2 separate regions of the Homo sapiens genome follow, and region 2 is linked to region 1. The links are chromatin loops, found by intact Hi-C in ENCODE. Cell type or tissue: breast epithelium. All regions are shown on one strand. Each heading gives the region's core, and the rest is flanking DNA. Links, peaks and the distances in the headings are about the cores only. Region 1 overlaps LHFPL5 (LHFPL tetraspan subfamily member 5). Region 2 has its middle 18 kb from the start of ARMC12.

Region 1 (2,500 bases), core at 1-2,500:
AGTAAATGGAAAAATCAGGGTCCCACCTCCCCACCTAAATGTATCACGCTTCCTTTGATCTTTTTTAGGAGAAGCTTATTTAGATAGTTCTTTATAGATCACAAAATACTTCATGTACCATCTTGACTGTGATCACCTTTCTGTGAAGTGGGCTGGCTATTAATATCCTCATTTTACAGATTAGAAAACTGAGGGCTCAAAGAAACCAAGTGACTTACCAGCCATCCAGTCATCCAGCTATGACAGGGCCAAGGCCTGAGTTCTCCATTCCTGACTTTCCTGACTTCAAAGTTTATTCCCTCCACCCCCAGAACATGACATCTCTCCCAGGGGCTGAATGTAATTAGCGGTGACATTTCAGACTTCCTACGTGTTCAGTGAAAACTAAGTGTTCAGGAAGATACCCACGGTGGAGGAGAGGGAGCCATCCACAGCTCCGTGGTGAAACCTACGTAGCCAGCCCTTCCCCGACTTGATGTGAGTCCAGCCCTCCAGTGCCTGGCAGGGCCCCTGGCTTCATGGGCAGAGGTGAAGGTGGGAAGGAGCTGCCCTTCCAGGCTTTGCATTCTCTCCATCACTTCCTCCCGTGGCCCCTCCCCTCCTGCACCATCTTCCTGTGGGGGCTCCGGAAAAAAGCCCAGGGCCTCTGACCTGGAAACAGGGTGTTGGTGCCACAGTCCCCTGCGAGCACTCTACCCATCCACCCACGGTTCTGGGGACAGTGGGTGTCAGCCCCAGTTGTGGCATCTCAAGGCTCTAAGCAGAAGCCAGCACAGTGTTCTCAGGCCAGGTTACTTACCCTCTCTGACTTCCGTCCTGTTGTCTGTAAAGTATCTGACTCATAGCAGCACTGTGAGGATTAAGTGTGATCATTTACAGAAAACGCTTACTATGATGTCTTGTACATGGAAAGTGGCCAATTAATGTTAGTCACTGCTATTATTATTGACATTGGAGTCAGACAGAAGCCACCTCAGTGACATGGATGCCATTAGAGCTGCTCACGAATATTCCAGGTGCAAGGCAAGGTTGTACTTCCTTGCTCCGCTCTCTTGAGGTTAAGTGAGGCCATCTGCCTTCCTCTGGCCAATGACATGTGAGCAGAGATGTGTGTATTTCCGGGCCACAGCACTTAGCTGCAGTGGGAGACCTCCCAGAGTTCCCTTCCCTCTGATGCGAGGACAGCTGATGGTGACTGATGCCACTAGCGAGGGTCCCAGGAGACAACAGTGAGAGCGGAGCCCCCACCGATCCCCGGTTGGCACGGACCATAAGCAAGAAATACATAAACCGTTGTTCTAAGCCACCAAGATTTGGGAGTGGTTTGTTACTACGGCATCACTTCTCATGCTCACTGATATAGTTGTTTCTTGTGTTTTTCTTTTCTTTCTTTTTTTTTTTTTTTTTTGAGACGGAGTCTCACTCTGTCGCCCAGGCTGGAGTGCAGTGGCGCGATCTTGGCTCACTGCAAGCTCTGCCTCCTGGGTTCACGCCATTCTCCTGCCTCAGCCTCCCAAGTAGCTGGGACTACAGGCGCCCGCCACCAAGCCCAGCTAATTTTTTATTTTTGTATTTTTTTGTATTTTTTGGGGGGATTATCCCCTGCCCACAGGGCAGCTGTGCCTGGGACTTTCCCAGTTGCATCCTGGATTATGTCACCTGTCTAATTTTTTTGTATTTTTTTGTAACACGGGGTGTCACTGTGTTAGCCAGGATGGTCTCGATCTCCTGACATCATGATCCACCCACCTCGGCCTCCCAAAATGCTGGGATTACAGGCTTGAGCCACCATGCCCAGCCTGTTTTTTGTGTTTTTCACAGGTACTGAGCACTTACCATGTGCAAGGTGTTTTACATGCATTCTATTATCCCATCTTCACAGAACCCCCCTGAAGTGGGTACTGCTGCTATGTTCTACAGATGGGGTACAGTGGAATGTTTGTTCCTCCCAGATTTCCTGTGTTGAAATCCTAACCTCCAGTGTGATGGTGTTAGGAGGTGGGGCCTTTGGGAGGTGATTAGGTCATGAGGGTAGGGCCCTCCACGAATGGGATTGGAACCCTTATAAAAGGGACCCCAGAGGGGAGCGGGGGCAGCTAAAGGTTGGTTAATGGATACAAAAGTATAGCTAGACAGGAGGAGTAAGCTCTAGTGTTCTTTAGCACTGTAGAGTGAGTATAACCAACAGCAATCTATCGTATATTTTCAAATAGCTGGAACAGCAAATTTGAAATCGTCCCAACTCAAAGAAATGTTTTAAGTGTTTGAGGTGATGGATATGCTAATTACCTTCATTTTCTCAGTAGGAAAAGCTAGGAAACATTAGATCAGGCTGCCTGGATTTCAAGCCCAGCTTGTATACATGTATCGAAATATCACACTGTAGCCCATAAATATGTACAATTATTATGTCAATTAAAAACAATAATAAGGCCGGGTGCGGTGGCTCACGCCTGTAATCCCAGCACTTTGGGAGGCTGAGGCAGGCAGATCGCCTGAG
Region 2 (9,418 bases), core at 3,747-6,246, 56 kb after region 1:
GTTACACTCCCACCTATGCCTAAGAGTCCTGTCTCTATGCTCCTTAACTACAAAATCTCTATTCCATGGCCTCTTTGTCTCCTAGACTCATATTTGACTCCAACATCCCCCAGAATACAAGTATCCAGGGTGATATGCGAATGGAGAGATTCCACAGTAAGAGTTAGATTCCCTTTGTCATCCTGCCTCACCCCTACTGACAGGGCTGTACCAGACACAGTGGCCCACATTTCCAGCTCTTACAAACAACAAAAATTTGCCAACCGTGTCCTGAGAGGATGTCACTGATGCTCAGCAGTTAGCTTTGATGGTTTCCAGTGTTAGCAGACAGGATACATTACACAGTGCCTCCTCCCCACTTTCCAGTGATGTGGCCTGGAGTATCTTCGGCCTTGGGGAATCTTCCCCCAGATTCCACCCATGGGTCAAATTTTAGGAATCAGCTCACTCCCTTAGAAGCAGCTGTGATTCTCATGCTTGTCCTGATAGTCTGGACCTTCTGGTGCTCTCTGTAGAAACAAGGAAACATCAGGAGATTTAATCCCACTTCAGGAACTCAGCTCTCTTTCTCTCTGTCTTCATTTCCTCTTCTCACTGCATCTCAAAAAATACATAAACTTTTTTTTGTTGTTTATTTTTGGGCTTTTTTTTGAGACACAGTTTCACTCTGTCACCCAGGCTGGAGTGCAGTGGAACGATCTCAGCTCACTGCAACCTCTGGGCTCAAGTGATTCTCCTGCCTCAGCCCCCCAAGTAGCTGGGACTACAAATGCGCGCCATCATGCCTGGCTAATTTTTGTATTTTTAGTAGAGATGGGGTTTCCCCATGTTGGCCGGGCTGGTCTTGAACTCCTGACCTCAAGTTATCTGCCCGCCTCGGCCTCCCAAAGTGCTGGGATTACAGACGTGAGCCACAACGCCCGGCCAAAGTAGGCATCACTTTGTTTGTTTGTTTGTTTGTTTGTTTGTGACAGAATCTCACTCTGTCTCCCCAGCTAGAGTGCAGTGGCACAATCATGGCTTACCGCAGCCTCGACCTCCTGGCTCAACCCATCCTCCTACCTCAGCCTCCCTAGTAGCTGGGATTACAGGCGTGTGCCATCATGCCTGGCTAATTTTTCTCTCTTTTTTCTTTTTTTTTTTTTTTTGGTAGAGGTGGGGTTTTGCCATGTTTCCAGGCTATTCTCAAACTCCTGAGCTCAAGCAATCTGCCCACCTCAGCCTCCCAAAGTGCTGGGATTACAGGCATGAGCCACTGTCCCTGGCCATCACTTAGTTTTGACTGTAGGACTCCTTGGCCCAGCTCATGGGAAAGAACATTCTAAGGTGGCAATGACTGAGCAACTCGGGGGCAATAAGGGGATTTTGAGGAAAGGAAGACATTGGAGAGGAAAGGGGGCCTCCCAGGCTGGGGTTTTGGTTTATTCTTGGGCTCAGGGGGAGCAGGTGTTGTAGAGGGGGAAGCTCCCTCCATGCCCTTCCTGCTTCTCTCAAAGGAATCCATGTCATGTTCCAGGACACACAGATGGCCATAGTTACTTGTGGGGAGGAGTCACAGTCATTAAAGGCTCACACTGGAATGTAGCATTGAGTATTCTTCTTCCCATCCTTGAGTGGAAGAAGAGAACTGACCCAGTGCCTGGACCCTTGGAACAATCACCTGTTGTATTGATTACCTTCTTGCATAAACGAATTCCCCCAAAGTTTAGTGGCTGTATTAGTCTGTTCTCACACTGCTATAAAGAACTACCTGAGATGGTAATTTATGAAGAAAAGAGGTTTGTCGATTCACACTTCCACAGCCTGTACAGGAAGCATGGCTGAGGCATCAGGAAACTTACAATCATGGCGGAAGGCAAAGGGGAAGCAGGCGCATCTTACCATGGCAGAGAGAGCAGAGGGGGAAGTGTCGCACACTTTTAAACCATCGGATCTCATTGAGAACTCAGTCACTTTCATGAGAACAGCAAGCGGGGATCTGCCCCCATGATCCAATCACCTCCCACCAGGTCCCTCCCCCAACATTGGGAATTACAGTTCGACAGGAGGTTTGGGTGGGGACACACAGCCAAACCATATCAGTGGCTTAACTCATTATTTTTTATCTCATGGTTTCTGTGTGTCAGGAATCTATCACAGCTTAGCCATGTAGTCTGGCTCTGAGTTTCTCACACTGGCTGCGGTTGCAGTCATCTTCAGTTTCCACTGGGGGGTGCATTTGCTTCCAGGCTTATTCGAGAGGTTGTTGGCAGGTTTTGGGTCCTTACAAGCTGTTGGATTGACAACTTTGGCTCTGCAGAGTCTGTTGGCCTGGGTCCTTCCCGGGTTCCTTACCATGTAGGCCTGTCTACAAGGAAGCTCACAACTTGGCAGCTGCCTTTATCAGCATGAGCATGTGAAAGGGCAAGAGAGAATGGGAACAAGAGGAATCACAGTCTTTTGTAATTTAATTTCAAAAGTAACATGCGGCCCGGGCGCAGTGGCTCACGCCTGTAATCCCAACACTTTGGGAGGCCGATGCAGGCGGATCACCAGAGATCAGAAGTTCGAGACCAGCCTGGCCAACATAGCAAAACCTCGTCTCTATTAAAAATTTAAAAAAATTAGCTGGGCATGGTGGCAGGCACCTGTAATCCCAGCTACTTGGGAGGCTGAGGCAGGAGAATTGCTTGAACCTCGGAGGCGGAGGTTGCAGTGAGCTGAGATTGTGCCACTGCACTTCAGCCTGGTCGACAGAGCGAGACTCCATCTCAAAAAAAAAAGAAAAAAGGAACATGCTCTCACTTTGCCATATTCTAGATTAGAAGCAAATTACTAGGTCCAGCTCAGATTCAAGGGCAGCAAATTAAACAGGACATATTTAAGAAGTGGGGGTCACTGGGATAGTTTTAGAAGGCTGCCTACCACATTTGCCATTTATTATTATCAGAGATGTATAAAGGTTGTATTTGATGATGATAAAAAAAATTCCTGTTTCATAAAAATGAAACCAATCTCGGCCGGGCGTGGTGGCTCATGCCTGTAATCCCAGCACTTTGGGAGCCCAAGGTGGGCGGATCACAAGGTCAGGAGATCGAGACCATCCTGGCTAATACAGTGAAACCCCGTCTCTACTAAAAATACAAAAAATTAGCTGGGCATTGTGGCGGGCGCCTGTAGTGCCAGCTACTCGGAGGCTGAGGCAGGAGAATGGCGTGAAATCAGGGAGGCAGAGCTTGCAGTGAGCCGAGATCGTGCCACTCCAGCCTGGGTGACAGAGTGAGACTCCGTCTCAAAACAAAAAACAAAAAACAAAAAAAGAAATGGGGGTCTTGCATGGTGGCTCACGCCTGTAATCCCAACACTTTGGGAGGCCAAGGCAGGTGGATCACCTGAGGTCAGGTCAGGGGTTCGAGACCAGCCTGGCCAACATGGTGAAACCCCCGTCTCTACTAAAAATACCAAAAATTAGCCAGGCGTAGTGGTGGGCGCTTGTAATCCCAGCTACTCAGGAGGCTGAGACACAAGAGAATTGCTTGAACACGAGAGGCGGAGGTTGCGGTGAGCCCAGATCGCGCTGTTGCACTCCAGGCTGGGCAACAAGAGTGAAACTCCTTCTCAAAAAAAAAAAGAAAAGAAAAGAAATGGGGGTCTTGCTATGTTGCCCAGGTTGGTCTGGAACTCCTGGCCTCAAGTGATCCCCCTGCCTGTCCTCCCAAAGCACTGGGATTACAGGTACCCGGCCCCTGCTTTAAGTTTTAAGACACACCTGGGGACTCCAGCCAAGTTTTGCTTGAGAACCCTGTGTTGAGGTCCTACTGGAAGCCATGCAGTGGGGCTGGAGTTCCCTTTGTGTCTGTCTCTCATACATCTCCTTCAGGTAATCAGTTAGAGAAGTAACTGGCCATCTGCCTGGCCAAAATCATCTACCAGCACCCTACCCCATCACAATCCCATCAGAGGGAAACTCTGATTGGTTTCCCTTCCTGTAAAGTCCAACTATCCCAACCTGGAGAGCTCTTCTCTCTCCTCTCTGGAGATCCAATTCAAGCCACTCCTCTTCTCTGAAACCTTAGAATTAAATGAGAAGATGAGAAGAGATGTTTCTTTGTAAATAGAATTGCCTGAGGGTCAAAGAGGCCTGTAGTTGAGAAAACAAGCTAAACAGCTGGAAAAAAAGACAGAGGGAAAGGATGGAGTGTCAACTACTGGTTATAAAATTTCTCTTCTTCTTGGCAGGGATTGTCTCTGTGGGGATACAGATGCATCTAGCTGCTGAGCACACAGTAGGTGTCCAATTAGTCTTTGTTGACAGTGTCCCTGTAGTGGTTTTTAAATGCTCACACATTCCTTGATATTCTTCCCTTTAATAGGTAGAGCCTAACTGCCTTCCTTTGAATGGGGGCTAGACTGACTTCTAATGAATAGAATGTGGCAGAAGTGACAGTGTATGACTTCTGAGGTGAGGTCAGAAAAGGCATTGCAGCGTCTGCTCTGTTCTCTCCTGGACGATTTACTATAAGGGAAGCCAGCTGCTATGTCATGAAGACTCTCAAACACCCCTGTGGAGATGCCCACGTGTAGAAAGACTGAGGCCTCCTGCCAACAGCTGGCACCAACTTGTCAGTCCCATAAGTGCGCTGTCTTGGAAGGGGATCCTCCAGCCCCAGTCAAGCCTTCAAATAACAACAGTCCTTGGCAAAAGCGTGACTGTAACCACAGCTTGACTGAGCCAGAACCACCCAGTCAAGATGCTCTCAAATTCCTGTGAGAAGTAACATATGTTTATTGATATTTAAATGACTAAGAGGAAGGGAGCTGGAGAGACATTTTGGGAGGAAGAGGTTTTTGCTTCCTGGTTCTAGTGTGCTTGATTGACAGGCTCCTGCTCTGCAAACAGCTTTCAGTGCCCAGTTCCCAGAGTAACCAGCAACACCCAGTGGCTAGCAGCTTCTCCTGGCACTGTCCACCTTGGGCTGTAGTGTAAGCAGAATACCTCCAACTTCTGCCTCACATACCACCTGCGTGCATGTGGCTTCTGCCGCATCAGGCTCCTGCAGCACCCACAGGTACTCCAGTGCCGCCTCCCACAGCACATGAAGGCCAGCAGCACCCAGTGGGAAGCAGCTTCCCCTGCACACCCCACTCAGTTAGTTCTGTAGTCGAAAGTCTCTGGTTCCACACCTCCTTGGGAAAGAGCTTTCCCTGGCATCCTAGAGGGCATATTTCTGGCAAGTTCCACTGGCATGACAGTACAGTGACTTTTCTGCCACCTAGTGAGCTGTGGGCTGTGCTCTACTCAACAAGGTCTGGATCTCAGCCCTGGGTGGGGAGAGGGTATCTCTTTCTTGGGTGCTGTATCTTGGGAGGTAGGGGCTGCTCCTCATGTCAGCTATTCATTATTCCATAGGGTTCTCATAACTCCTTACTAAACAATTCTTTGTTACTCCAATCCCCTGTTTTAATAATCATATTAAAATTTCCTGTTAAATTACTGTGAGGTTTCTCTCTTGATCAGACCCAAGCTGATACACAAGTTTTCTCATAATTTGTTACATGGCAGCAGATAATACACCACTCCCATCTGATCTTCCCACTGCCAATTCCTTTCATTACCATCAGCCAATTGCCATTATCATGTGCCTGCCCTGAGCAGGCTCTTCCTTCAAGGTTTTTTTTGTTTTTGTTTCTGTTTTTGTTTTTTTTGAGATGGTGTCTGGCTCTGTCGCCCAGGCTGGCATGCAGTGGCGCGATCTCCGCTCACTGCAAGCTCTGCCTACTGGGTTCACACCATTCTCCTGCCTCAGCCTCCCGAGTAGCTTGGGACTATAGGCGCCCGCCACCACATCCAGCTAATTTTTTGTATTTTATTTTTAGTAGAGATGGGGTTTCACCACGTTAGCCAGGATGGTCTCCATCTCCTGAACTCGTGATCCGCCCGTCTCGGCCTCCCAAAGTGCAGGGCATGAGCCACCACGCCCGGCTCTTCAAGGCTTTGGTAAGCAGTCAGATATGTCCTACTGCAGGCAGGCCAGGCACAGTGACTCAAACCTATAAACCCAGCACTTTGTGAGGCCGAGGCAGGCAGATCGCTTGAGGTCAGGAGTTCGAGACCAGCCTGGCCAACATGGCGAAACTTGGTCTCTACTAAAAATACAAAATTTAGCCAGGCATGATGGTGCGTGTCCATAATCCCAGCTACTCGGGAGGCTGAGGCAGGAGAATCGCTTGAACCTGGGAGGCAGAGGTTGCAGTGAGCCAAGATCGTGCCACTGCACTCCAGCCTGGACAATAGAGCAAGACTCCGTCTCAAAAAAAAAATTAGCTGGGCATGGTGGTGGGCACCTATAATCCTAGTTACTCAGGAGGCTGAGGCAGGAGAATCTCCTGAACCTGGGGATGCAGAGGTTGCAGTGAACCAAGATCATGCCACTGCACTCCAGCCTAGGCGACAGAGTGAGACTCCATCTCAAAAGAAAAAAACCACAAAGAACAAAAAACATATGTCCTACTGCAAAAAAGAATAAAAGAACAAGGTATATAAGATTCAAGCTTTAATTTGCCAAATGCCAAGTGAGAGGTTCAGATGAGAAGTGCTGCAGGGTGCACCAGAGGCTAGTATGCTTGAAAAAAGATCTAGGCTGCAGTGGGACGTCAACTTTGATGACACTAGAAGGCACAACCCAGTTGGAAGAAGAGGGAAGGCCATTCTAGCATTCTAGGCAGCAGGAAAGTTGTATCAAAAGTAAGCCAGGTGCGGTGGCTCATGCCTGTAATCCCAGCACTCTGGAGGCCGAGGTGGGCAGATCACCTGAGGTCGGGAGTTTGAGACCATCCTGGGCAACATGGAAAAACCCCGTCTCTACTAAAAATACAAAATTAGCCAGGCATGGTGGTGGCGCATGCCTGTAATCCCAGCTACTTGGGAGACTGAGGCAGGAGAATCGCTTGAACCCAGGAGGTGGAGGTTGCGGTGAGCCGAGATATCGCGCCCTTGCACTCCAACCTGGGCAACGAGCAAAACTCCGTCTCAAAAAAAGGAAAAAAAAAAAATGTTTGGAGGCATCTTCTCTTTATAATAGTAATTTAAAGAAAAAAAAAGAAAACATGTTTGGAGCAAGAGTACACATGGTATGATTAGGGCAGCAATGACTAGTTTGCTCCAGTTTGGCTGGAGCAGAGATGTGGCACAGTAGGCTTGTGGCAGGCAAGAGGATCACACTGTGAAGAGCCTTGAATGCAAAGCTAATTCATTTGGTTTCGTCATGTAAAAAAGGGGTCCAGTGACCACATCTTTGAGGACAAAACTCAACCTTTTGCTGAGAATACATTTATACCTGTCAGATCACGTGACTTTGCTTTGATGCCGAGAAAGATTTCACCATGGCAATGGGGAGCCCCTGAAGGTTTTTGAGAATGGTGCCATGTGTGATTATAAAATTAGCCTGGAGTGCGTAGGGCTGGAGAGGATGGAAACCAGGAGGAGGAAAAGTCAGGCCCAGTGTGGTGGCTCACACCTGTAATCCCAACACTTTGGGAGGCTGAGGAAGGTGGATTGCTTGAGCTCAGGAGTTTGAGACCAGCCTGGGAAACATGCAAAACCTCGTCTTTACAAAAAAAATACAAAAGATTAGCTGGGCGCGGTGGCACACTCCTGTAGTCCCAGCTACCCAAGGAGGCTGACGTGGAAGGACCACGTGAGCCTGGGAGGTCGAGGCTGCAGTGAGCTGTGTTTGCTCCACTGCACTTTAGCCTGGGAGACAGAGTGAGACCCTGTCTCAAAAAAAAAAAAAAAGAAAGAAAGAAAGAAGTAGGCAAGTCCTGATGTGGAGGACAGGGCAGTAGCAGTGGAAATGGGGGAACTAGGTGGATGTGGTGGGGAGGAGAATTTGAAAGTGATGCCCAACACCTTGTTGGTGACATGGGCACACATGGAGCTGGTCGAAAGGAAACGTCGGCATTTGACAAGTTCCACTGGGGTGGCTGCAGTGTATTCAGCAGCAAGAAGGAGCAGCCTCAGGCCTGAACTCAGGAGGGAAACAAGGGATGCTGATTCAGATCTGGTAGTGACTGCCCACTCATTCTGGGAGACAGTGACGGGGTTGGCCTCTCTATAGGCTCTGGCTCTTTCTCATCAGCCCATCCTCATCAAGAAACACCCTCCCTCTTCCACCTGAGTGATATGACCTTGGGCCAGGGATTAAGTGGGGACAGATTTCCTTTAAGTACTTCAGTCCTAAACTGGCCTCTAAAATCCAGAAGCATCAAGATCCTCCTCAGTTTCCATAGGTTTGGGCTTAGAATCCATGACCCACTCTTACGGGGCTTGGACCGAAGAATGTGAGGGCAAAAGAAAAGCTCAGTAGTAGGAGGTTCTAATCCTATTTCTGCCCTAGACCAGTCATGTGACCTTGAGCAAGTCACTTTTCCATTTTGGGTTTGTTTTCCTTTCAGGAAAATGCCAGGGTTGGTCCTGGACGAGACTAGTTTTCAAATCCTGCTTCTGAAGAACACCGGGAGCCCGTGGCTGGACCAGGTTCTTTGTCCTAGATCGAGCAGTCTCAGGCTGGGAATAGCTCCAACATTAGGTTTCTCTCCCGTAGCATTTTCTTAAACCGTTAGCAATCCTTACTGTTTCCCAGCAAGGATTCACAGATAAAACAGTGAATGAGGGCTGGGCGTGGTGGCTCACACCTGTAACCCTAGCACTTTGGGAGGCCAAGGTGGGGGGATCACGAGGTCAGGAGATCGAGACCATCCTGGCCAACATGGTGAAACCCCTTCTCTACTAAAAAATACAAAAAATTAGCTGGGTGTTGTGGCGCGCTCCTGTAGTCCCAGCTACTCGGGAGGCTGAGGCAGGAGAATTGCTTGAACCCGGGAGGCAGAGGATGCAGTGAGCTGAGATTGTACCACTGTACTCCAGCCTGGCGACAGAGCGAGACTCCGTCTCAAAAAAACAAAAAAAACAATGAAGGAACAACTGGGAAACGCAAATGAATGGGGAATTGGAAAATGGATGACCATATTTGGTTTGACAGTCTTCTTGTTTCTGGAAACTTCATGGTTATGGTGTTATATTACTCACACCATTGTTCTGGTTTCCAAAGCTAAGTTTCAATGACTTTTCAGCACGCTTCATAGAGGACTCTAGGACTCCCCAGTGCCCATAACCTGAAGAGACTGGAGAAATGCTGGAGGCAACACTCTCCAAGGACCTCCCCAGTGATGATCTTTTGTTTTCTCAGTGATGATTTCTTTTTTTTTTTGAGATGGAGTCTCGCACCTCTGTCTCTGAGGCTGGAGTGCAATAGCGTGATCTCAGCTCACCGCAACCTCTGCCTCCCGGGTTCAAGCAATTCTCCTGCCTCAGCTTCCCAAGTAGCTGGGATTACAGGTGCCCGCCACCACATCTGGCTAGTTTTGTATTTTTAGTAGA

What was found. Peaks named below come from ENCODE experiments on the same cell type or tissue, not always from the same donor. Only the 100,000 strongest peaks of a DNase experiment are listed, where the experiment ranks them.
Region 2: it touches region 1 in a loop (15-fold over the local background); 1 of 110 quality-filtered maps calls a loop at or near these places.

The regions. Positions count from the first base shown.
Region 1 is chr6:35,809,735-35,812,234 of GRCh38, reverse strand. The region is part of intron 1 of LHFPL5 (LHFPL tetraspan subfamily member 5); the gene reads right to left. Among named protein-coding and RNA genes, the nearest start is that of LHFPL5, 5.6 kb to the right of the region's middle. In breast epithelium, for the core only: no CTCF peak of the experiment used is centred there; no DNase peak of the experiment used is centred there; H3K27ac peaks cover 282 bases.
Region 2 is chr6:35,750,445-35,759,862 of GRCh38, reverse strand. No RefSeq gene overlaps it. Among named protein-coding and RNA genes, the nearest start is that of ARMC12, 18 kb to the right of the region's middle. RefSeq lists an enhancer at 4,046-4,635. In breast epithelium, for the core only: no CTCF peak of the experiment used is centred there; no DNase peak of the experiment used is centred there.